3 separate regions of the Homo sapiens genome follow, and regions 1 and 3 are each linked to region 2. Evidence: chromatin loops called from intact Hi-C (ENCODE). Cell type or tissue: dorsolateral prefrontal cortex. All regions are shown on one strand. Region 1 has its middle 13 kb from the start of RAB1A. Region 2 overlaps LINC02245 (long intergenic non-protein coding RNA 2245). Region 3 overlaps LOC124907779 (a long non-coding RNA gene).

Evidence for each region. Hi-C counts contacts between places; a loop is a spot of excess contacts. Peaks named below come from ENCODE experiments on the same cell type or tissue, not always from the same donor. Only the 100,000 strongest peaks of a DNase experiment are listed, where the experiment ranks them.
Region 1: it touches region 2 in a loop (3-fold over the local background); 6 of 110 quality-filtered maps call a loop at or near these places.
Region 3: it touches region 2 in a loop (4-fold over the local background); 63 of 110 quality-filtered maps call a loop at or near these places.

The regions. Positions count from the first base shown.
Region 1 is chr2:65,139,566-65,147,565 of GRCh38, forward strand. No RefSeq gene overlaps it. Among named protein-coding and RNA genes, the nearest start is that of RAB1A, 13 kb to the left of the region's middle. In dorsolateral prefrontal cortex, CTCF peaks have their summits at 3,137 and 3,337; a DNase peak (open chromatin) is centred at 3,176; H3K27ac peaks cover 442 bases.
Region 2 is chr2:64,913,016-64,921,015 of GRCh38, forward strand. The region is part of intron 1 of LINC02245 (long intergenic non-protein coding RNA 2245); the gene reads right to left. Among named protein-coding and RNA genes, the nearest start is that of LINC02245, 15 kb to the right of the region's middle. RefSeq lists enhancers at 2,477-2,556, 3,470-3,659, 4,030-4,079, 5,090-5,169. In dorsolateral prefrontal cortex, CTCF peaks have their summits at 4,801 (motif pointing right) and 5,002; a DNase peak (open chromatin) is centred at 4,826; H3K4me3 peaks cover 816 bases; H3K27ac peaks cover 579 bases.
Region 3 is chr2:65,183,300-65,191,299 of GRCh38, forward strand. LOC124907779 (a long non-coding RNA gene) reads right to left here. Exons shown (of 2, transcript XR_007086461.1): 2 at 6,291-6,512. Among named protein-coding and RNA genes, the nearest start is that of ACTR2, 41 kb to the right of the region's middle. In dorsolateral prefrontal cortex, a CTCF peak has its summit at 4,132 (motif pointing left); a DNase peak (open chromatin) is centred at 4,142.

The DNA of each region.
Region 1 (8,000 bases), 230 kb after region 2:
ATGCCTATAATCCCAGCTACTTGGGAAGGCTGAGGCAGGAGGATCACTTGAACCTGTGAGGTGGAGGTTGCAGTGAGCCGAGATCGTGCACTCCAGCCTGGGCAACTAGAGCAAAACTCTGTCTAAAAAAAAAGAAGCCATGAGATGCATATGGCTATTTAATGTGTTTAAAATTAAGTTAAATTTCAATTATTCAGCTCCTCAGTTGTGCTATCCATATTTCAAGTGCTCAACAGCTACATGTGGCTAGTGGCTACCATATTAGTGCAGATAGAGACTATTTCCATCACTGCAGAAAGTTCCATTGGATAGCAATTAGTATACAATTAGTTATAATTTTACATGTGTATGTTTTCTACGTGTGTATGTTTTATTTTTCCAGCTAGACTATAAGCTCCTTGAGTGCAGGAAGCTTTCTTTACCCTTCTGTACTCTTTCCCACCAGCATTTAGCACAGTACTTTACACCTAATAGATGTTGGACATACTCGTTGATGTGCTCCTCAGGAAAAACTGTCATTTTTTTTTTTTTCTTTTTGAGATGGATTTTCACTCTTGTTGCCCAGGCTGGAGTGCAATGGTATGATCTTGGCTCACTACAACCTCCACCTCCTGGGATCAAGCGATTCTCCTGCCTCAGCCTCCCGAGTAGCTGGGATTACAGGTGTGCGCCATCATGCCTGGCTAATTTTTGTACTATTAGTAGAGACAGGGTTTCACCATATTGGCCAGGCTGGTCTTGAACTCCTGTCCTCAGGTGATCCACTTGCCTCGGCCTCCCAAAGTGCTGGGATTACAGGCATGAGCCACCGAGCCTGGCCAGAACTGTCATATTAATAAGCTTTAGGATGACATAAATCTCTTTACTTTTTCCTCAGCCAAAAATAAATCAGCCCATCTTCCAGGAAGAGGAGTAATATATTGATGCCTAACAGATCAGAAATTTCAGGCAGGGCGTGGTGGCTCACGCCTATAATCCCAGAACTTTGGGAGGCCAAGGTGGGGGAATCACCTGAGGCCAGGAGTTTGAGACTAGCATGGCCAATGTGGTGAAACCCTGTCTCCACTAAAAATACAGAAAATTATTGGGGCATGGTGGCAGACGCCTGTAATCCGAGCTACTTGGGAGGCTGAGGCAGGAGAATTGCTTGAACACGGGAGGCAAAGGTTGCAGTGAGCTTAGATTGTGCCACTGCACTCCAGACTGGGAGACAGAGCGAGATTCCATCCCCCCAAAAAAAAAAAAATTCTGTCCATCCAGGCATGGCAAGTGTGAAGAAAGGGCAAAAGAAGGGTTCTACTGTAGATACCAGAGTCCAGACCTTCGATCTTCTGAAAGGAACATCTACCTGAACACCTAGTTCCCTGACTCCCAGCTCCCATGGTGAAATATTCCTTATGAGGCCAGAGTACTGCCAAGGCCACCATCGTGTGGCCTTCAGCAATAGGTAGAGCAGGCCACAACTGTGTTGGATAAAGTCAAATTGAAATTTTCTAAATAGGGCTCGGAACCATTCCAGATACCCTGGGCTCAGGGTGACACAAGGCTCAGTTAGTCAACCTGGATGACCTGTTTCAGAGCACACCTCCAACCTTACCCAGCTCTCACCCACCTACTGATCTTAGTCAATCAGGATAGCTTTAGGACTTAGTTCCTGGAACCTAAGAAATCCACCAGCAAGCCGGGCGTGGTGGCTCACTCCTGTAATCCTAGCACTTTGGGAGGCCAAGTCAGACGGATCACTTGGGGTCAGGAGTTTGAGACCAGCCTGGCCAACATGGGGAAACCCCATCTTTACTGAAAATACACAAATTAGCCAGGCATGGTGGCATGTGCCTGTACTCCTAGCTACTCAGGAGGCTGAGGCAGGAGAATTGCTTGAACCCAGGAGGCAGAGGTTGCAGTGAGCCAAGAACATGCCACTGCGTTCCAGACTGGGTGACAGAGTGAGACTCTGTCTCAAAAAAAGAAAAAAAGAAATTCACCAGCAAACAAGAGCTGAGCCACACCTGATTATATTCAGTTCATTGTTTTCTAACTTAACATCTATTGTTGTCTCATTGTTATAAGTGTTATATTTGTACCCTTGAGGGCAGGGCCCTCATTACCATCACTGTCCTACACATTCTTTGAGATGATTAAATGAAGCTGATGTTTGTGGAAGTGCCTTCCATAGAGGATGCCTCAAAAATGTAAACTCCCTCTGCTTTTGTCTCCTTTCCCAAAATCTAGACCTGAAGCATGCCTCCTTTCTCTATTTCTTCAAGTCTTGCTCTTTCTAAAGATGCAGTTTAAAGTCCACTTTCTGGCCGGGCGTGGTGGCTCACCTCTGTATCCCAGCACTTTGGGAGGCCAAGGCGGGTGGCAAGACTAGCCTGGCCAACACGGTGAAACCCCGTCTCTACTAAAAATACAAAAATTAGCCAAGTAAGGCGGCGAGCGCCTGTAATCCAGCTACTCAGGAGGCTGAAGCAGGAAAATCGCTTGAACCCAGGAGGTGGAGGTTGCAGTGAGCAAAGATAGCGCCATTGCACTCCACCTGGGCAACAAGAGCGAAACTCCATCTCAAAAATAAATAAATAAAAATACAAAAATACAAAAATTAGTGAGGCATGCATGTGCCTGTAGTCCCAGTTACTTGGGAGGCTGAGACAGGAGAATCACTTGAACCCAAGAGATGGAGGTTGCAGTGAGCCGAGATCGTGCCACTGCACTCCAGCCTGGGCGACAGAGCCAGACTGTCCATCTCACACACACAAAAAAAATCAGTATATCACTGGGCACCATAATATGTGTCTGTGGTTCCACTTACTTGAGAGGCTAAGGTAGGAAGATTGCTTGAGCCCGGGAGTTTGGGGGATGTCGTGTGCCACTGCATTACAGCATGTGTAACATAGCAAGACCCCATCTCTAAAAAATAAAAAAATTATATATCTCAAAGCACTTTACACAGTGTCTAAGATGTTTTAAGCACTGAGGAAATGTTTAGTATGTGAAGTTTCTAGATAAACTCAATAAAAAAGCAAGTCACAATCCTCTGGTCACTTGTATTCTAATATGTATGTAACAATGAGAGGCTTGTATCAACCAAACCATTGTTTGATAAATCTCAATAATGGCTCTCTTATGAAAGATTGCTGCTGCTGTGGCACCACCTATGGGTGTGGTACCATAGCCTTCCTCACTGGTTACTCAATGTGGGCTGACACTCTTCTGTCAGCCAAGCTATAACAACATGCTATGTGCCCCAAAGGAACCCATCTTTGCTCCCTTGTCATTGACAACCCTGTGGAGAACTTCTATTTCATCTAATGGTGATACCACATAACTAGGCTGGGCAAATCAGAATCCTGAACGAGCAGATAAGCAGCTACATGACAATATGAGTTCACATCAGAGCTCCATGTGAAATGTTATATACTGAGCGATTTCTCTGGAATTGGGTTAGAATGGAAGGGTGAGAAAGTGCAGTTATCTTTTCCTACTCACTTTGCCACAAGAGGGTCAGCCAGGAAGTCTTATCAGTAAGAGTTGCCTTTGCATACTCCATGAAATCCATTCTGTGTTGATCTTTCAACTATTCATTGATCCACTCATTCACTCAATTATGTATTAATTACCTATTCTGTTGTGATATGGAGATATACCAGTGATCAAAACTCACCAAGTCTAGACCCTCATGGATAATGTAAATTCTCACGAGAGGCTGGGCGTGGTGGCTCACGCCTGTAATCCTAGCACTTTGGGAGGCTGAGGTGGGTGGATCACTTGAGGTCAGGAGTTCAAGTCCAGCCTGGCCAATATGGTGAAATATTATTTCTACTAAAATACAAAAATTACCTAGGTGTGGTGGCATGCACCTATAATCCCAGCTACTTGGGAGGCTGAGGCAGAAGAATCACTTGAACCCAGGAAGCAGAGGTTGTAGTGAGCCAAAATCGCGCCATTGCACTCCAGCCTGAGCAACAGGCTGAGACTCTGTCTCGAAAAAAAAAAAAATTTCATGAGAGAGATCTATTGATCAATTACTGTATTTCCTCAAATCTGAGGCACCATTGATTGCCACAATGGGTTTCATAACAGCTTTTCAGGAAAGAAAAAAAAGTGCTACCACATTAAATATACACATTGATTAGATGTTAGTATCAAAAATGTCTTCCCCAAAATATCACCAAAGCAACGTCACTAAGACAAAATTTAGTTTATTGCTTATTCTGGTAAGGCAGAGCACTTTCTAGACAGTCTTTGTTTGTAGCATCTCAGAGGAGAGTAAGGGCAAGATTGGGCTATTTATTGAGCTGTAAAAATTTGGTTTAAGGAGAATCTTTTAATGAGGGAAAAGGGAAGTCTTGGCTGGCCCTGGATAAGAGTCATGATACAACAATTTAGGATTGGTAGGCACAGCAGTTTGAGGCAAGGGGTTCAAAGAATCTTGGGATACAATTTGTCATTTGATGCCTTATTTTAAAGAATTGACGGGTCTTTCTGGAAGTCCTGAAATCAATAATAAAATTATTTTCAACTTTTTTTTTGAGACAGAGTCTCACTCTGTTGTTGCCCAGGCTGGAGTGCAATGGTGCAATCCTGGCTCACTGCAACCTCCGCCTGCTGTGTTCAAGTGATTCTCCTGCTTCAGCCTCCCGAGTAGCTGGGATTACAGGCGCCTGCCACCACACCCAGCTAAGTTTTTTGTATTTTTAATAGAGACGGGGTTTCACCAGGCTACCCAGGCTGGTCTCGAACCCCTGACCTCAGGTGATCCACCCGCCTCAGCCTCCCAAAGTGCTGGGATTACAGGTGTGAGCCACCATGCCCAGGCTATTTTCAACTTTTATCTTCATTGGTAAGCATCTCCTGGAATAGTAAAATTATGTTGAGGATGGCAGTATAATAGTAAGCCATGTTAATGTTTAAGGTAAGCTATGTCATGAACATGTCAAAAATATGCACCTTAGGCGAAATAAAGTAATTACACAATTAAGGATATGTAGTTACAGTTATGAAATATGCTGTGGAGAAATATAGGGTGCAATAGGAACATATAACTGGGGCACCTTACCAATTCTACAGAGGTCAGAAAAAGCATCTTTGAGAAACTCATCTTTGAACTAATGCAAAATGTTGAGTTTGGCTTGAGGAAGTGGAGAGGTGGATGTGGCAGGCTGAGATAACATGTGCAAAGGTCCTGTGGCAGGAAGGAACATGATGTATTTAAGTACTTGCAAAATCAGTGAGGCTGGAGCACAAGAAGTGAGAGGGTAGAGGCACACTATGAAGGCTGATGGAGGGGGTGGAGAGCATTCTGCTGTAGAGGCCAAGGGAAACTTCCCCTTTGCCCTCTGAAGAGTTGCTGAAAAAATCAACTCACTCGCCAGGCACGGTGGCTCACACCTGTAATCCCAGTACTTTGGGAGGCTGAGGCAGGCGGATCATGAGGTAAGGAGATTGAGACCATCCTGGCTAACATGGTGAAACCCTGTCTCTACTAAAAATACAAAAATTAGCCAGGCATGGTGGCATGTGCCTGTAATACCAGCTACTCAAGTAGAATCGCTTGAACCCAGGAGGCAGAGGTTGCAGTGAGCTGAGATCGTGCCACTGCACTCGTCTGGGCAACAGAGAGTGAGACTCTGTCAAAAAACAAACAAACAAACAAAAGAAAACCCTAAATTTAAATTAAAAAAACAAAACAGGTGCGAATTCCTTATTACATTCTTTATTATTAAAATAAAATCTAGGGCCAGGCACGGTGGCTCACGTCTGGAATCCCAGCACTTTGGGAGGCCAAGTTGGGCACATCATGAGGTCAAGACATCAAGACCATCCTGGCCAACATGGTTAAACCCGTCTCTACTAAAAATGCAAAAATTAGCTGGGTGTGGTGGTGCGCACCTGTAGTCCCAGCTACTCGGGGGGCTGAGGCAAGAGAATCACTTGAACCCGGGAGGCAGAAGTTGCAGTGAGCCAAGATTGCACCACTGCACTCCAGCCTGGCGACAGGGTGAGACTCTGTCTCAAAAAAAAAAAAAAAAAAAAAAAGGAAAATCTATTCTATTTCTATGGCTTGTTTATTTATTTATTTATTTATTTATTTATTTACTTTTGGAGTGCAGTGGCACAATTTCGGCTCACTACAACCTCCGTCTCCCAGGTTCGAGTGATTCTCCTGCCTCAGCCTCCCAAGTAGCTAGAGTTACAGTCGCACGCCACCACATCTGGCTAATTTTTTTTGTATTTTTAGTAGGGACAGGGTTTCACCATGTTGGCCAGGCTGTTCTTGAACTCCTGACCTCAGGTGATCCACCCGCCTCGGCCTCCCAAAATGTTGGGATTAAAGGCGTGAGTCACTGCACCCAGCCAATGGTTTATTTTGCATTGCTGCATCAAAAAAAAAAAGTTGGCTCAAGGTAAATATATTTTAAATGGTTTTGTTAGAAGAAATTAGGACAGGCTTGCCTTTTGTAAAACTCCATCTCAAGTCTTAAATGTAGCGTAAGACAGATTGTCCCAAGTCTTAGGAGGCAAGCTACTTTTCCTATCTGGTAATTTTTATTAATTTTAATTGATCCTCCAGTTAAGGTGGGAGGGAAAGGAGAGAAGTCTACATAGTTAATGTAGTGCATGGGTTGTCAAAACTGATGAGCATATAAATTCACTGCTCTTGAGACATCTGGCATCTGGCTAACATTGAGCCACGTGCACCTGTTTCCCAAGACAGAACTCCACGGACAATGCATCTAGTCAGGCTGGCAAGAACAGGAATGAGTTTCACATAAGAACATGCATTTGGGGCTTAATGAGGCACACAGGATTATTATTTATAACACAATCAACATATGCAATTTATGAAGTGATTAAATCTTGTCCCAGAAGAGCTCACATGGATCCAAGCCATGACGACCCAATTATTTAGGGTTTTTTTTCTTTTCTGTTATAATTTACTCTCCTGTGACCAAAAAGGGATTTGAATAACTCTGAGATAAAATTCAAGGCCATAATGGCCTTTGTTTTCCCTCAAATTAAATCGCCGCAAAAAATAAAAACTCAGCTTAAAAAAAAACAACTTAAAAATAACCTCTCCCTAAGTCCCCAGATGGGACCATACAGATTTTGGTCTTTGGGTTGTCATCTTTAGTATTTTCCAATCCTTCCTTTCCTCAGGACCTCACATTTTATAATTGTTATGCTTCTGAAAGTATTTTCAATAACTGCACGAGATCCTTCCAAACCCTTTGAGGTGGGCAACGTAGTTATTATATCTACTTTTAGTGGTGATAATGAAGATACTGGACTTGGGCACCCCACCAGTCTAAATGAGACATGAACTAGTTAGAAGTGATGGCAGCAGTGAACCCTTCATAAAGCCAGAGCAGATCCCGCAGTGAAAACCGGCCCTGGCCATTTGTGAGAGGAGGAAATGGATGGTCGGGAAAGCTATGCCTGCGGTCACATGGTCAATATTTTCTACTTCAAGGTAGTAGGACTGTCAGGCTGCCTGACTTCCAATCTGAAACCCCTCCACCCATTATACTTTCCACCACACTTAATTTTTTCTTTTTTTTTGAGATGGAGTCTCACTCTATCACCCAGGCTGGAGTGCAGTGGTGTGGTCTTGGTTCACTGCAATCTCCGCCTCCTGGGTTGAAGTGATTCTCCCACCTCAGCCTCCCAAGTAGCTGGGATTATTACCAGCGCCCACCAACACACCCGGCTAATTTTTGTATTTTTAGTAGAGACGGGGTTTCAACCATGTTGGCCAGGCTGGTCTTGAACTCCTGACTTCGGGTGATCTGCCTGCCCCAGACTCCCAAAGTGCTGGGATTACAGGTTTGAGCCACTGTGTTCAGCCCCTACCACTTTAAAATGAACGATAGAACTCCAAAATGAGTAGTGCGGATGGTATATGTGTCCCTCTTATCACTACACCAGAAAGAAAGGGAGGAAAAAAATAAGGAAGGAAGAAAGAAGAAGGGAATGAAGTAAAGAAGGAAGGGAGGGAG
Region 2 (8,000 bases):
CTGTCCTCCATGTCCTCCTTACTCAGGGAGCCTAGCGGATGGAGTGGCGCCGTCTGGAACCGGGACAGCAGTAGTGGCAGGAAGAAGGAAAATGTGGCAAATTGCAAATTGGTTGGTGAGCCTGCCACTGGGAAGTGACCTGTGTCACTTCCACTCGCTTTTCTTTGGCCTCCAACACTGATTCAGAAGGCGGGGAAGTACGATTTCACCATGCTTCCAGGGGGGCAGAATAAGAATATGCAGTGGCCAGCCTCAATGATTGCTGCAATAATTTTCATCTTTTTTTTTCTTTATCCTTTCATTCTTACAAAACTTGCACATGGTAACCAATAGCTCCATTCTAGGGTGAAGGAAAGAGCCTGAGTCTCTGCTGTGGCTGGGGACAGGAAATGCACCCACCTGCCAAGCTGCTGGTGACACCTGGTGGCAGCCAGGAAGCCCCAGACTCCTGAGGGAGGAGCAGTGTCCCTATTCTCCGGCCCCCAGGTGAGAGTTCCCAGCACTGGCTGGCCTGCTGGGCTGAGCAGGTATCTGGGGATGAGGACTTAGGAGTATGAAGGCCAAGGGCTCCCTGGGAGGGAAGAGAAGGTTTCTCCAGAGATGTTCACAGGGCGTGGGATCTCTAGGTAGTAAAAGGAATGCAACCTGGCTTCTTGCTCCCAGAAGGTGAAGCCAGACGTATTGTGATGTGTGGCAATCTAAATGACAAAATACTTTGTGGACACGGTTGGGAAGTACAGATAATGACATTACATCATGTCCATTACATAAACGAAGTGAAAAAAAGGTAGATACAAAAATAAGACTACAAATGACAGTTTGAAAAGAATGTTGTGTGTGTGTGTGTGTGTGTGTGTGTGTGTGTGTGTGTAGCAGGTATGAATAAGTCCACAAACTATATGGGCAAGACATATTTGATTCCTTTATTTCCTTTTAATCAACTTAGTCCTGCCTCTGAGCTCTCATTCATCCTGATAAAAATTTGTCCCCAGTTATTTTTAGGGTTTCCCACTGCCATGGTTGTGCTGGGGTCTCTCGTCCATAGCTGCAAAACACTGGCATTCTCCTGTGATTTTTGAGTCCATGGATACAGCCTTCTTCCACTCCACACAGTCCGTGGAAGCCCCCCATCTGGCTGGGGTACACGAATCAATCTTGGTGGGCCCGGAGACTCGATTCCTCAGAGGCACCCTCTGCAGCGTCACCCCGGAAGTCTTGCCACACCACCCACCCCCCATTCTCACCTCTCCTTTCTGCCTTCTTCCTTCTCTCCCACCTGCCCCTCAGAACACATACTCTTGAATGAGTTTAAGTTTTTCAAGAGGAAGAAGTACATCAGCCTTGCTGAAATAATCGAATAAGGGGATACCAGCAACATGGAAACCAGAAACCAGCCTGGACAACCTGGTGAAACCCCGTCTCTACTAAAAAAAAAAAAAAAATTTCAAAAATTAGCCGGGTGTGGTGATGCGTGCTCATAGTCCCAGCTACTCAGGAGGCTGAAGCACGAAAATTGCTTAAACCCGGGAGGCGGAGGTTGCAGTGAGCCGAGATCACACCACTGCACTCCAGCCTGGGCGACAGAGCAAGTCTTTGTCTCAAAGTAATAATAATAATAATAAACATTGAATGTACCTCTTCCTCAGGGAAAGGAGGTTAAATAAAGCTGGATTTCCATCTGAAAAGGGAGATAGAGGGGAAATATGGACAATAACATATGAAGTAAGAGTCAGAAAAAAATCTGTACATGTAAATAGATGTATATGGAATCACCTCATAATGTCACGGTGATTGTTTATGGAGAGTGAGGTTGCAGGTGAGTTTTATTTTCGACCCCACCTCTGGTACTCATGACCTTTGTGTGGCCCTCTCCCACTCTGTAACAGGGCGAGTTTGGGTGACCTATAGAATACAGCAGAAGTGAAGGTTCGTCACTCCCCACTGAGGCTATATAAAGGGCTGTAGTTTCCATCTTGGACACTGTCTCTCTTGCTCTTTCTCTCACATCATTTATTCTTAAGGGAAATTTTGTCCTGAGAAGCACTATAGAGGGGCCCAGCCATGGCCTCCTGCCAACAGCCACATGAGTGAGCTTAGAACCAGACCCTAGCAGGCCACTGATGCAATCCATCTGTAGTCCCAGCTAGTTGGGAGGCTGAGGCTAGAGAATTACTTGAGCCCAGGAGTTCAAGGCAGCAGTGAGCTATGATCACAACGCTGAAAAAGCAGCAGATCCTGCAACCTGCCAAGGCTTCACATGAGAATAGCCCTGACAACATCTGGACTGCAACCTCTTGAGACTCCCTGAGTCAGAACTACCCAGCATATTTCAGACGAGACCATAAAAGAGGAAGAAAAGAACCACCTGGCTGAGCTGCTCTCAGTGATAGTGAGATAACAGATGTTTGATATTTTAAGCTGCTGGGTTTTGGAGATAACCTGTTACACAACAACAAATAACTAACACAGTATTTTCCCCGCAATTTTCAAGTTCTATATAATGTACATATATTGCCTTACAACCAGAAAAAAAATGTTTTCAAAGATCAAGTAAATCCTTCATTCCAGTGTGATACAGAACAACCTGTTCAGTTGTCTGTCTGAGTACCATCACTGCTTTGCACACCTGTACCCACTGAAGTCCATGTGGTAAGACACCAGCTACACACCAGGGAGGCCTGAACAGGGGTTGGTCTTAATTTGGTTTTGCCAGAGAACTTCGTGTTGCAAAACATCCCATAAAAAGGGATGATTCTTTTCGTGTGATGCAGGTCTTGCAAATGTAGCCAAAAATCAGTTAATTCCCTCAGGAAATTGGATAACATTTAAACCTGGTTAACTGCCTCAAACGTTGTATAAAGTAATAAATAGCATTTGACTATTACCAACAGCTACATTTTGTTTATAGAGGATTTTCTTTCTTTTATTTTTTTTTATTATTATTTTTTTTTAGAGACAAGGTCTCCTTCTGTCGCCCAAGCTGGAGTGCAGTGGTGCAATCACGGCTCATTGCAGCCTCAACCTCCCAGGCTCAAATGATCCTCCCAGCTCAGCTTTTTGGGCACCTGGAACTACAGGCACATGTCACCACACCCAGCTTGGATTTCCCAAAATTGGAAATGTACATTTTTCTTTTGAAGGTCAGTGGGCCTAGAACAAAATGTGGCATGGTAGGGAGAATGCTGTCCTTGAACCTGAAGCCTTCCCTCTGCCAGGAACAGCTCTGTGGCTCTGCAACAAGTCACTTTGCCTCTCTGGCCAGTTTCCTTATATGTAAAACAGCAGTGTTGAATATACTATCTCTAATGACTCCAAAAATTTGTTACCCTATATAGTCTTGCTTTAACCTACCATGGTATTTTGGCTCTTGAATGACAAGCCTGAGCCCCCACTCATGATGGATGTTGCACTATCCAGTATGGAGGCCACTATGTGCATGTGGCTAAATTCAAATTAATTTAAATGAACTAAAATTAAAATGTATTTCTCTGTTGCAGTAGCCATGTTTCAGGTGCTCCATAGCACCTGCAGCCAGTGGCGATGTATGACACAGCGCAGAGTTAGAGCACTTCCACCATCACAGAAAGTTCTACTGGACAGCTGCTCTAGGGCCTCACCTCTCCAAGTGTGGTCCACGAACCAGCAGCACCACATTACCTAGGAGCCCTTAGAAATGTAGACTGGGCTCAGACTGGGCACAGTGGCTCACGCCTGTAATCCCAGCACTTTGGGAGGCCAAGGCAGGCTGATCACCTGAGGTCAGGACTTCAAGACCAGCTTGGTCAACATGGTGAAACCCCGTCTTTACTAAAAATACAAAAATTAGCCAGGCGTGGTGGCAGGTGCCTGTAGTCTCAGCTACTCGGAAGGCTGAGGCAAGAGAATCGCTTGAATTCAGGAGGCGGAGGTTGCAGTGAGCTGAGACTGTGCCATTGCACTCCAGCCAGGGCAATAAGAGTGAAACTCCGTCTCAAAAAAAAAAAAGAAAAGAAAGAAAGAAAAGAAAAGAAACGTAGACTCTTGGGCCCTACCCCAGATCAGCCGAATCAGAATCTGGATTTTAACAAGATTCCCCAGTGCCTCCTGCAGGTGTGAGTTTGAGAAGCCCTGCTATAGGGAATGTTCTCTGCTGAGCAGGTGACTGGAAGGACAGAGTGGTGGTTAGATGTGTGTCCTCGGCCGGATGCAGTGGCTCATGCCTGCAATCCCAGCACTTTGGGAGGCCGAGGCTGGAGGATCACTCGAGCCCAGGAGTTAGAGACCAGCCTGGGCAACATAGGGAGACCTTGTCTTTACAAAAACATAAACAAAATTAGCCGGGCATGGTAGTGCATGCCTGTGGTCCCAGCTACTTGGGAGGCTGAGGCAGGAGGATCACTTGAGCCTGGAAGGTCAAGGATGCAGTGAGCCAAGATCGTGCCACTGCACTCCAGCCTGGGCAACAGAGTGAGACCTTGTCTCAAAAAAAAAAAAAAAAAAAAATTGTGGCCTCTGTGACCACACTCAGCGGATGTGTAGCCTGGCTACTTCTTGGCTGTGTGAACTTAGGCAAATTTCTTAACCCTTCTGGGCTCCAGTTTCCTTATTCAGAAAATAGTATCCATCTCATGGGAAACTCTGAGGCCATAACAATATAAGACAATTATCACAGTGCCTCCCTAACACACAGTAAGTGCTCTTTAAATGACAGTTTTGTTATTTTGGGGTTCTGCAAGGTTTCAGGTTTCTGACAACCCCAGGCCTTGAGATCCAATGCAGACAACAGGCCAAGAGCGGCTCTTCTCCTTTCTGCCACAGGGTGGCGCTGTGTCACAACGTCCTTTCCTCTCCCGCAGACTTGGAGCTGGCTCCCCGGCAGGAAACCAGAATTTGAGATTTCCGCTGTCTCTGTTTCCGATTACTAAGCACGACCGGGCAGCCTGGACACCGATCCAAGCATTCATCTGGCAGATAATAGGAAAACAGTCCTCAGCTTTGTATCCAGTTGGAATGCAAAAGTAAGGGTCGAACCAAGAGTTCAATAAGGGCTGTGTGAAAGTGGTCGTGGAAGCCGGAGACTCCTGATGGAGGGCTGGGGGCAGGGAAGTTTCGGATTTTCTGTATCAGCTGTGCAACGACTTGTGTTCCTTGAACCACATGTTCAAACTACAGCCCTTTGCTGGCCAAGTATATGGGTGTGTGTGTGGGCGGGGAGTCGGGGTGGGGAGCCTGTGGGAGGTGTGGGTGTGAGAAGGAGAGACAGAGAGAGGATTTTTAATGTTTTGAAACAGGGTCTTGCTCTGTTCTCAGGCTGGAGTGCAGTGGTGCAATCACAGCTCACTGCAGCCTCGACCTCCCTGGCTCAAGCAATCCTCCCGTCTCAGCCTCCTGAGTAACAGGGGCCACAGGCATGTGCCACCATGCTCGGCTAATTTTTTATTTTTGGTAGAGATGGGAGTCTCCCTATGTTGCCCAGGCTGGTCTCAAACTCCTGGGCTCAAGGGATCCTCCCATGTCAGTCTCCCAAAGTGCTGGGATTACAGGTATGACCCGCCGTTTCTGGCTGGGATTTTTTAAGGAGTCGATTTCTAAAGTTTCTCAAACTTGAGCCTACCTCACAGTCACCTGGGGAGGCTTGATTGCTTGGCCATAGTCTCAGAATTTTCAATTCAGTGGGAGGTCTGGCCTGAATAATTTGCATTCCAAACAAGCTCCCAGGTGATGCTGACGCTTCTGATCCAGGGACCGCCCTTCACTACCCTAAACTGAAAAGCTCACCTGGACCAAATTAGATACTCCTAGTTCAAGAGAAGGACATCACTCCAGAGGAAGTTCCTTTAACACCCCACCCATGGTGACACCCTCAGCACTCTTAGGAACCTCTTAAGTCCCCCTTGGGCCATGTCAGGGGACTTGTCAGCCTGAAACCCCATGTGGACAGGAAAAGTGGCTACAGGGCCAGGAGCTAGGGTTATTCCCAAGTTAAGGTCCCCACTTCCCTCCAGACTCTTAATTCATAACTCTTGCTGTGTCCTGAGAAGGGTGATTAAGACCCTCAAAACCCTGCTTAGTCCCACTTGTGGCACCAAACCTGCGGAGAGCACTCTTTTTGCCTGATGCCACCAGTCCAAAGCAGAGTCACTTCCCCCTAGAAATAGGAAACAGCAGAGGTCTGGATGATTCTGATGGGGGTGTTGGACATTTCAGAGGGAGGGTGGACAACTCAGATGGGACCCCCACTGGTTGATACAGGCTGATTGGAACAGTCATGACCAGAGAGAGTGTCCTAAGAACAAGCCTGTGTCCTCCTCTGAGTTCCTCAGGCACTAGGGCCTCTGCATGTATGGCACTGATCATATACTGCCTGGCCATGAGTCGTGAGCTTTGCTATTCTTTTAAAAAGAGTATGTGGCCCAATCAGGATGTGCCAGGCTCAGCACCAAGCTTGAATGGGAGCCCACATCCTCACAATGGGGAAAACACGCAGATGTCAAAGCACATCTCACATATGTGTAGTGGGCCTATGTATGCAGCTGCCAGGCTCTGAGCCTTCTTTGAGTTCCCCTAAAACCTAGTTTCCCAAGCAGTGCAGTGAGGCCCACTGGTGGGCCATGAGATGAGTAAGGGAGGCCAGAAGCTAATGTTTTAAGTCTAAATAGTTTTAAGGAATAGCTATCTTTATAAGGTTGAGATAAAGATAAAATAAATTTGGTAAAAGTAAGGTGAGTTGATTTAGAGAACAATAATAGGCTATAGGATAAGTGCTTATCTGAAGTTTGGGAAACACTGGCCAACAGAATTCACACATGCAAAAGTGTGGGTGAGTAACGGAGACTTCACTGGAGACTTCATGGTAGCAATTGAGGAGGGGTCTTTATGTAGCACAGCCCACATCCCACACAGCCATAGGACCCCACAGGACTCATTTTCATTCTTCCCAAGTCCATTCATGGCCACACAGTCACGGGATCTTTTTGTGTTTTTGTTTTGAGACAGGTTCTCGCTCTGTCGCCCAGGCTGGAGTGTAGTGATGCTATCTTGGCTCACTGCAACCTCGACCTCCCTGGTCTCGGGTGATCCTCCCACCTCAGCCTCCCAAGTAGCTGAGAACACAGGCATGCACCACCATGCCTGGCTAATTTTTTGTACAAACGGGGTTTTGCCATGTTGCCCAGGCTGGTCTCAAACTCTTGAGCTCAAGCCATCCGCCCCCCCTCAGCCTCCCAAAGTGCTGGGATTACAGATGTGAACCACTGTGCCCAGTCCACTGGGTCTTTCTTTTTTTTTTTTTTTTTTTTTGAGACAGAGTCTTGCTCTGTTGCCCAGGCTGGAGTGCAGTGGCGTGATCTCGGCTCACTGCAACCTCCGCCTCCCGGGTTCAAGCGATTCTCCTGCCTCAGCCTCCCAAGCAGCTGAGACTACAGGCACGTGCCACTACGACCAATAATTTTTTGTATTTTTAGTAGAGACGGGGTTTCACCGTGTTAGCCAGGATGGTCTTGATCTCCAGACCTTCTGATCCGCCTGCCTCGGCCTCCCAAAGTGCTGGGATTACAGGCGTGAGCCACCGCGCCCGGCCTGGGTCTTTTTATTGTCTGTGTTTCTGCCACTTGGGTGCAGATTCCTGGCTCCATACAGGGGCCACACCCTACATCACCACCTTCAGTTCTTTCCCTTTATTATGAAGAAGATTCAGCTGTCTCCCAAATTCCACCCCAAACTCTGAAACTGGGGAAAGTTTATATAGTTTATATTGTAAAGGTCAATGAATACCAGTAAAGCCATTTTAAAAAAAATGCTTTATTAATGAAGATAGTAATGCAGAATGGTGCAACTACTTTGAAAACAGTTATGCAGTTTCTTAAATGATAAACATACACGCACTGATAACCCAGCCATTCCACTCCTAGGTATTTACTGTATTCACCCAAGGTAATATATGGCCATAGAAAGACTTGTACAATAATGTTCATAACAGCTTAATTAGTAATGGCTAAAAACTGAAAACAACCCAAATGTCC
Region 3 (8,000 bases), 270 kb after region 2:
CAGTAACAATTAACACATTTAACAACTAGATTGTAGTTTCTAAATAAAGTTGCTTACTAACAGGAACCAAACTTCTTGGAGAAATGGCTAACTGCAAGTCTGAAATAGGAAACATGCAAGATGAACTCTGGACCATCTTATTCTACTAGAAAGCAAGGAAGCCATCAGGGTCCTGTCAACATGACTTAGAGAAATTTGAAGACATTCTCACTAGTCAGAGTTGGGACATTTTAAGCATCAATAAGAATAATAGCTGTAATTAATGAAAACACATTAAATAGGTGTAAATATTCCATGGAATACTATGCAGCCATAAAAAATGATGAGTTCATGTCCTTTGTAGGGACATGGATGAAACTGGAAATCATCATTCTCAGTAAACTATCGCAGGAACAAAAAACCAAACACCGCATATTCTCACTCATAGGTGGGAATTGAACAATGAGAACGCCTGGACACAGGAAGGGGAACATCACACTCTGGGGACTGTTGTGGGGCGGGGGGAGGGGAGAGGGATAGCATTAGGAGATATACCTAATGCTACATGACGAGTTAATGGGTGCAGCACACCAGCATGGCACATGTATACATATGTAACTAGCCTGCACATTGTGCACATTACCCTAAAACTTAAAGTATAAAAAAAAAAGGTGTAAATATTAAGTCCAAAATTCTACTTTAAAAATCTCATTGGTCATTTTTGGAGAATGCTAGAAAACCAACTCATTATTTTGAAAATTAAATAAAAGGAAGGAATCAAACACTTCTGAAAAGTCGACTATGGGTATGAGAGAAAACTTTGTAGTTTTTTAAATGAAAACTGGAAGGCTGGACCTCATTACTTTGCATCCTTGAACATTAATTAGGATACAGACCATTCTGTCCTATGCTGTTAATAGTTTATTGAATTCTATAAAGTACTAGAATAGGGAAGAATGCTTTTATTGTACTTTTAACAGATTTTTCCTGCAGATTCATCACCTCAGGTAGCCATGCAATAACTGTTAATAGATTATAACAAAGATAGAGAAAGAGGCCTCATTGTAAATAAACAAAGCATTTTAGTCTGTTCTAACAGATTGCAACCTATTAATCATTTGTGTTAGCTTTCCAGGGAAACCTCCATTTAAATATGGATTTATCTGCTTCACAAGTTTCATTAAGGGTCATTATTCTTATATATTTATATTAATAATTGCAGGAGAGAAAAATATTACAGCATTTTTTTTTTTTTTTAGATGGAGTTTTGCTGTTGTTGCCCAGGCTGGAGTGCAATGGTGCCATCTTGGCTCACTGCCACCTCTGCCTCCCGGGTTCAAGTGATTCTCTTGCCTCAGCCTCTCGAGTAGCTGGGATTACAGGCATGCGCCACCACACCCAGCTAATCTTGTATTTTTATTTTTTATTATTTTTATTTATTTACTTAATTTTTTTTTTTTTGAGATGGAGTTTTGCTGTTGTTGCCCAGGCTGGAGTGCAATAGTGCGATCTCGGCTCACCGCAACCTCCGCCTCCCAGGTTCAAGCTATTCTCCTGCCTCAGCCTCCTGAGTAGCTGGGATTACAGGCATGCATCACTACGCCCGGCTAATTTTGTATTTTTAGTAGAGATGGGGTTTCTCCATGTTGGTCAGGCTGGTCTCGAACTCCTGACCTCAGGTGATCCGCCTGCCTCGGCCTCCCAAAGTACTGGGATTACAGGCATGAGCCACCGCACCTGGCTAATTTTGTATTTTTAGTAGAAACGAGGTTTCTCCATGTTGGTCAGGTTGGTCTTGAACACGGGACCTCAGGTGATCCGCCCACCTTGGGCTCCCAAAGTGCTGGGATTACAGGCATGAGCCACCACTCCTAGCAATATACTCTTTATAACCTCACTACAACCACCTCAGATAGGCATTATTATTCACACTTTAAGCATGGAGAAACTGAAGCTCAGGGAAGTTAGGTAACTTGTGCCAGGTCACACAGCAAGTTAAGTACTGGAGCTGGGTTTGGAAACTGAACATTATGTCTCTAGGGCTGAACACTTACCTATTAAGCTATTATCTCAACTGCAAGTTTGATCATAAGACAGAATATTTACTTACTAATTAAGATGTACAAATGGGTAGGTTAGAGATTTTGGCTTTAGTCCTTACTCTGATATTTTAGCCAACTTTCTTCGTGACTCATTTTTTTTTTAACCTGTCAAATGGGAAAATAGCACTTACCTATTGTATGCAACCTATTTTTACCTATCTTTATTATTATGATAATAGATGTTAAAGTACTTTGAAAAGACAAATACTATACAAATGTAAAGTGCTACTACGATTATTTTTCTAAATAACAGAGGGCACTACACCTGTCTTCTGTCTTGGTGGGGTCAAGGTCTAGATTGACATTCTAATTCAACAAACATTTCCTTCTTTCTTTCTTTCTTTCTTCTTTTTTTTTTTTTTTTTTTTTTTTTTTTTTGAGACAGGGTCTCAGTCTGTCACCCAGGCTGGCTGGAATGCAGTGGCGCAATCTCAGCTCACTGCAGCCTCAACAGCCCAGGCTCCAGAGATCTTCCCACCTCAGCTTCCTGAGTAGCTGGGGGTTACAGTAGCTTCCCGAGTAGCACCCGGATAATTTTTTTTTTTTTTGAGACGGAGTCTCGCTCTGGAGGCTCTGTCGCCCTGGCTGGAGTGCAGTGGCATGATCTCTGCTCACTGCAACCTCCACCTCCTAGGTTTAAGCGATTCTCCCTTCTCAGCCTCCTGAGGAGCTGGGACTACAGACGAGTGCCACCACGCCCGGCTAATTTTTGTATTTTTAGTAGAGATGGGGTTTCACCATGTTGGCCAGGCTGGTCTCAAACTCCTGACCCTGTGATCCACCCGCCTCGGCCTCCCACGTGCTGGAATTACAGGCGTGAGCCGCCGCGCCTGGCCGCACCCGGCTAATTTTTTCAATTATTTGTAGAGGCGGTGTTTCGCCATGTTGCTCAGGCTGGTCTCAAACTCCTGGGGTCAAGCTACCTGCCCGCCTCAGCCTCCCAAAGTGCTGGGATTATAGGCGTGAGCCCCCACGCCTGGCCAACAAACACTTAAGTGTCTTCTATGAACCTAGCAAGTGCTTGGCACTGCTTCTGTTGAGTGCACAGCCCCAAGCGGAAGACAAACATTAAATACGCAATTATACAAATATGATAAAGTTTTATATTGTGTCTTGAAGGAAATAAACCCCTTGTTAGGAAAGAGAATGAGAGAGTGGACTTGGAGGAAATGACTTTTTCTCCACTGGGAGAGGGAAGAGTGGAAAACATGGAGAGGGGAGTGCTGTGCATGAGTCATGGTGGGAGAGATACCAGCCCAAGGTTGGGTCACTCAGGGCCTTGGGGGCTCTGTATTGGGCTTTGTACTTTATCCCAAGTGCAACAGAAAATCCTTTTTTTTTTTTTAACTTTTTTTTTTTTCTACTCTTGTTGCCCAAGCGGCAGTGCTGCAGTGGCGCAATCTCGGCTCACTGCAACGTCTGCCTCCTGGGTTCAAGCGATTCCCCTGTCTCCCAAGTAGCTGGGATTGCAGGCGCCCACCACCGCACCCAGCTAATTTTTGTATTTTTAGCAGAGACGGGGTTCACCATGTTGGCCAGGCTGGTCTGGAACCCCTGACCTCAAATGATCCGCCCACCTCGGCCTCCCAAAGTGCTGGGATTACAGACGTGAGCCACCGCGCCCGGCCAGAAAATCCTAAGGGGTTAGGAGCTGAGGCCTAGAATGGTCAAAGAGTTGGAGGTGTTTGCAAAAGTGATTTCATTGATGACCCGTGATGTCTGGGTTGAAAAGGGGAGAGTGAAGAGAGGAGGGGACTGCAGGATGGAGAGAAAGCAGCAGGGCTTGGACTGAAGAGCTTGCTAAGCTGAAAGGACTGTTGCTGCGGGGGTTACTTGAGAGCACGGAAGGAGAGGAGAGCGTGTTTGAATGAGTGAGGAAGGCTGTGAAGTTTCTGGTCCATGTTGTGATCACGGGAGTGGGTGGTGGTAACAGAGCAGAAGGAAGTGTAGCTGGGAATGTGAAGTGAGAAAGCTAAAAGGCCAGAATGGCTTGACAGAACCAGAGAGCAAGTTCCAATTCACGGGAGGCTCAAGCGCCTGGGTTTTGTACAGGGCTGACCCCTGCTGGTAAATTCTGGTAGAAGCCCAGGAAGCCACGCTGCTCGCTTAGGAGAACCTGAGAAGTGTGGTAACAGCGGTCACAGGCAGCAAAGGAAGAGGGCTGTTTTTCCTTAGACATAACATTTTCATTTTTGAAATGTCTCTGCCAGTTTTAGGCTTAGAATGTCCTCACAACTAAAGCATTCTTTGTAAATAATCCCCAACTCATGTTATCAAATGATGAAAATGCAATGTATGAATAATAGGGAGAAAAATTTCTCCGTGAATTGTCTTTTCACTTTCTTAGTAAACATATATGTAATAAAATGCACACATCTCAACTGTAGAGCTAGATGAAACTGTAGAAATGTATAAGCCCATTACGTAACAAATGTAATCATCACCCAGATTAAGTTAGAGCATATTCCAGTAGATCTCCCCAAAACCTCCCTCTTGTCCACTCACTACTTACCCTACTATCTTGACTTCTAACAGCATAGATTAGTTTTGCCTGTTGTTGAAAGTCATATAAATGGAATCAAACTGTATGCATTCTTTTGTATTTTGTTTCTTTTCTTTTTCTTTTTTTTTTTTTTTTTTTTTTTTGAGATGGAGTCTCGCTCTGTCGCCCAGGCTGGAGTGCAGTGGCGCAATCTCAGCTGACTACAACCTGCACCTCCCGGGTTCAAGTGATTCTCCTGCCTCAGCCTCCCAAGTAGCTGGGATTACAGGCGCATGCCACCATGCCCAGCTAATTTTTTGTATTTTTAGTAGAGATGGGGTTTCACCGTGTTAGCCAGGATGGTCCTGATCTCCTGACCTTGTGATCCGCCCGCCTCAGCCTCCCAAAGTGCTGGGATTACAGGCGTGAGCCACTATGCCCTGCCTGTATTTTGTTTCTTTGACTTAACATATGCCTGTGAAATTTACCCACATTGTGGTAGTAGTTCATTCTTTTTTAAAAAATTGCATTAAAAAATATGCTACCATTATTTATCCATTCTTTTTTTTTTTTTTTTTTGAGACGAGGTCTTGCTGTGTCACCCAGGCTGGAGGGCAGTGGTGGGATCTCAGCTCACTGCAACCTCCACCTACCAGCCTCAAGCAATCCTCCCACCTAAGCCTCCCAAGTAGTAGCTGAGACTACAAGTGTGCACCATCACAACTGGCTAATTTTTGTGGGTTTTTTTGGCTAGAGATGGGGTTTTGCCATGTTGCCCAGGCTGGTCTTAAACTTCTGGGCTCAAGCAATTCTCCCAGCTCAGCCTCCCAAAGTGCTAGGGTTACAGATGTGAGCCACTGTGCCAGGCCCACTATTTATCCATTTCTATTACTGATTAAAATTTGGATTGTTTCCAGATTATGACTATTATGCTCCTATGGCCATCCATCCATATGTCTTCTGTTAATTGTATGTGTGTGTATATGTATATATGTATTGTGTATGTATATGTATACACACATACATATGTGTACAGATATGTATGTCTATATACACACATACACACACATGCACACATATACACACACACATATGTTTGGTTAGTTGCCAGGTCACTTTAAGTAGGCAACAGAAAGGACCTCAAGAGAACTCCTTGGAGAATCTGACTTGAGGTCCTTAGAGTTTGTGTAGTACAGAGATGAGTTCTGAAAACATTCTCCAGGCCAAAGTGGCCAGAGGTGGCAGAGTAGAGAGGGCTGTGTTAGATGTGGACTACACGCCCTCTGAGGACAGGGCAAAGTACGGGTGGTTCTTATGGACCAAATGTGGATCCTGGGTCCCTCTTGGATCCTTCCCTAGAAAGACCATGGGATCCCAAAAGAGAGGTGGCCTGAAAGATGACAGGGAGCGGTCAAAATGGCAGTCAGATGAGAGGCATTACCAGGAATCTCTGAGGGACTCAAGGAGGGGAAGCCCTGGGATCTCCATCCCCTAGGGGGTACCTTCATGGGGTACCTGTCAGTAAGATCTTTCTGTCCCTTCCTGTCCCAGAAGAGGAGCTGGAGACAACATAGTGAGGGCCGGGGAAGAGGAGGACAGCCACAGTGGGAAAAGAGGACCAGAAGCTATCCATGACTTCTCCCCGACTGTCGGCTTCCCAGCCTGAAGCAGCTCAGAGCTGGGAGACTGACAGAAGCTCCAAATCAGGTAAGGATGTGGAGTTGTGATTAAGACACTAATCTAACTATTTAATTACTAAAATATCCCTGATAAAATCTTCTGCCCCAAAACTTGCTTCCCCTGCTGAATTCCTCACTTCACCTAATTGCAACTCCATCCCTCCAGTTGCTCAGGTCCGCAGCCATCAAGTGATCCTTCTGTTTTCATTCACATCCCATATTCCATGCATGAGAAAATCCTGCCGTCTCTACTTCAGTATGCTTCATGTTCTGAAATGGGAGAGTGGTCGAGTAAGTTTTTGGTGTTTACTGTATTTTGGATGTCCTGAATTATTCATTGTTGGCCAACATTCAGGAACTAAGCATTAGTACAGCTTGTAGATTTTCTGATTTCCTTATTTATTTATTTATTGAGACAGGAATCTTATTCTGTCACCTAGGCTGCAGTGCAGTGGCATGATCTCAGCTCACTGCAGCTTCAACCTCCTGAGCTCAAGCAATCCTCCTGCCTCAGCCTCCCCAGTAGCCGGGACTACAGGCATGGGCCATCAATGCCTGGTTAATTTTTTGAGGAGATGGGGTTTTGCCGTGTTTGCCCAGGCTGGTGTTGAACTCCTGGACTCAAGTGATCTGCCCACCTCAGCCTCCCAAAGTGTTGGGATTGAGCCACAGGAGTGAGGCACTGTACCCGTCCTCATTTTCTTTAATCTATTGGTTTACTTAAGTTTTTTCCCTTGAATTTGAAAATATTTCCCGATGTTCGTAGGTTTTCTAAGTTTACAAAGAAATGCTCTGTCCCTCTGTAGTACACACATGTGCCACTAAAGGCTAAATCTTCAAAATAAAGAGCCAAACCCAAGGAGGTAACTAATAACTCACTGAAGTGAAGTGATTATGGTTGCTACTAATTCACATCCCACATAATTCAATACAAAGAAATTGTTGGGATTGCATGCATGTGGGCTTCTGGATGGTGACCTGTGCATCTGTTCCTCTTGCCTGCTCAAACATCTTTCTTCCTAGAAGAAGACAGGGTCTAGACATCAGTAAGTTGGCAAAATGGGCCATTCCAACACTTGCTTCCCACAGAAACATCAATTTGAACAACTGTCCATGCATGAAAATACCTTCACAAGCACTAAGGATACCAGGTGAGAGATTACAGCACCCGAATGTAGTGCAGAAATAAGAAAAGACTCCTGTAATCCCAGCACTTTGGGAGGCAGAGGCAGGTGGATCACGAGGTCAGGAGATCGAGACCATCCTGGCTAACATGGTGAAACCCCATCTCTACTAAAAATACAAAAAATTAGCTGGGCATGGTGGTGGGCACCTGTAGTCCCAGCTACTCAGGAGGCTGAGGCAGAAGGATGGCGTGAACCTGGGAGGCAGAGGTTGCAGTGAACCAAGATGGCGCCACTGCACTCCAGCCTGGGCGACAGAGTGAGACTCTGTCTCAAAAAAAAAAAAAAAAGAAAAAAGAAAAAGAAATAAGAAAAGACATATTGAGGAGGGTAGGAAGGACAGTTTTGCATGATCCACATCACCCCTGCCTCAACCTCAGTCAGCATAGTGTGGCCAGGTATACCCTCCACTTAGGGGAAGGAGAGGGAAATAAGCAACAAACTTTGTCTCAGACCTCAACACTTGGGTTGGGTTGTTGGGTGACAGAGTGAGAATTGTCTCTACAAAGTAATAAAAAATTAGTCAAGTGTGGTGGCATGTGCCTGTAGTCCTAGCTACTCTGCAGGCTGAGGC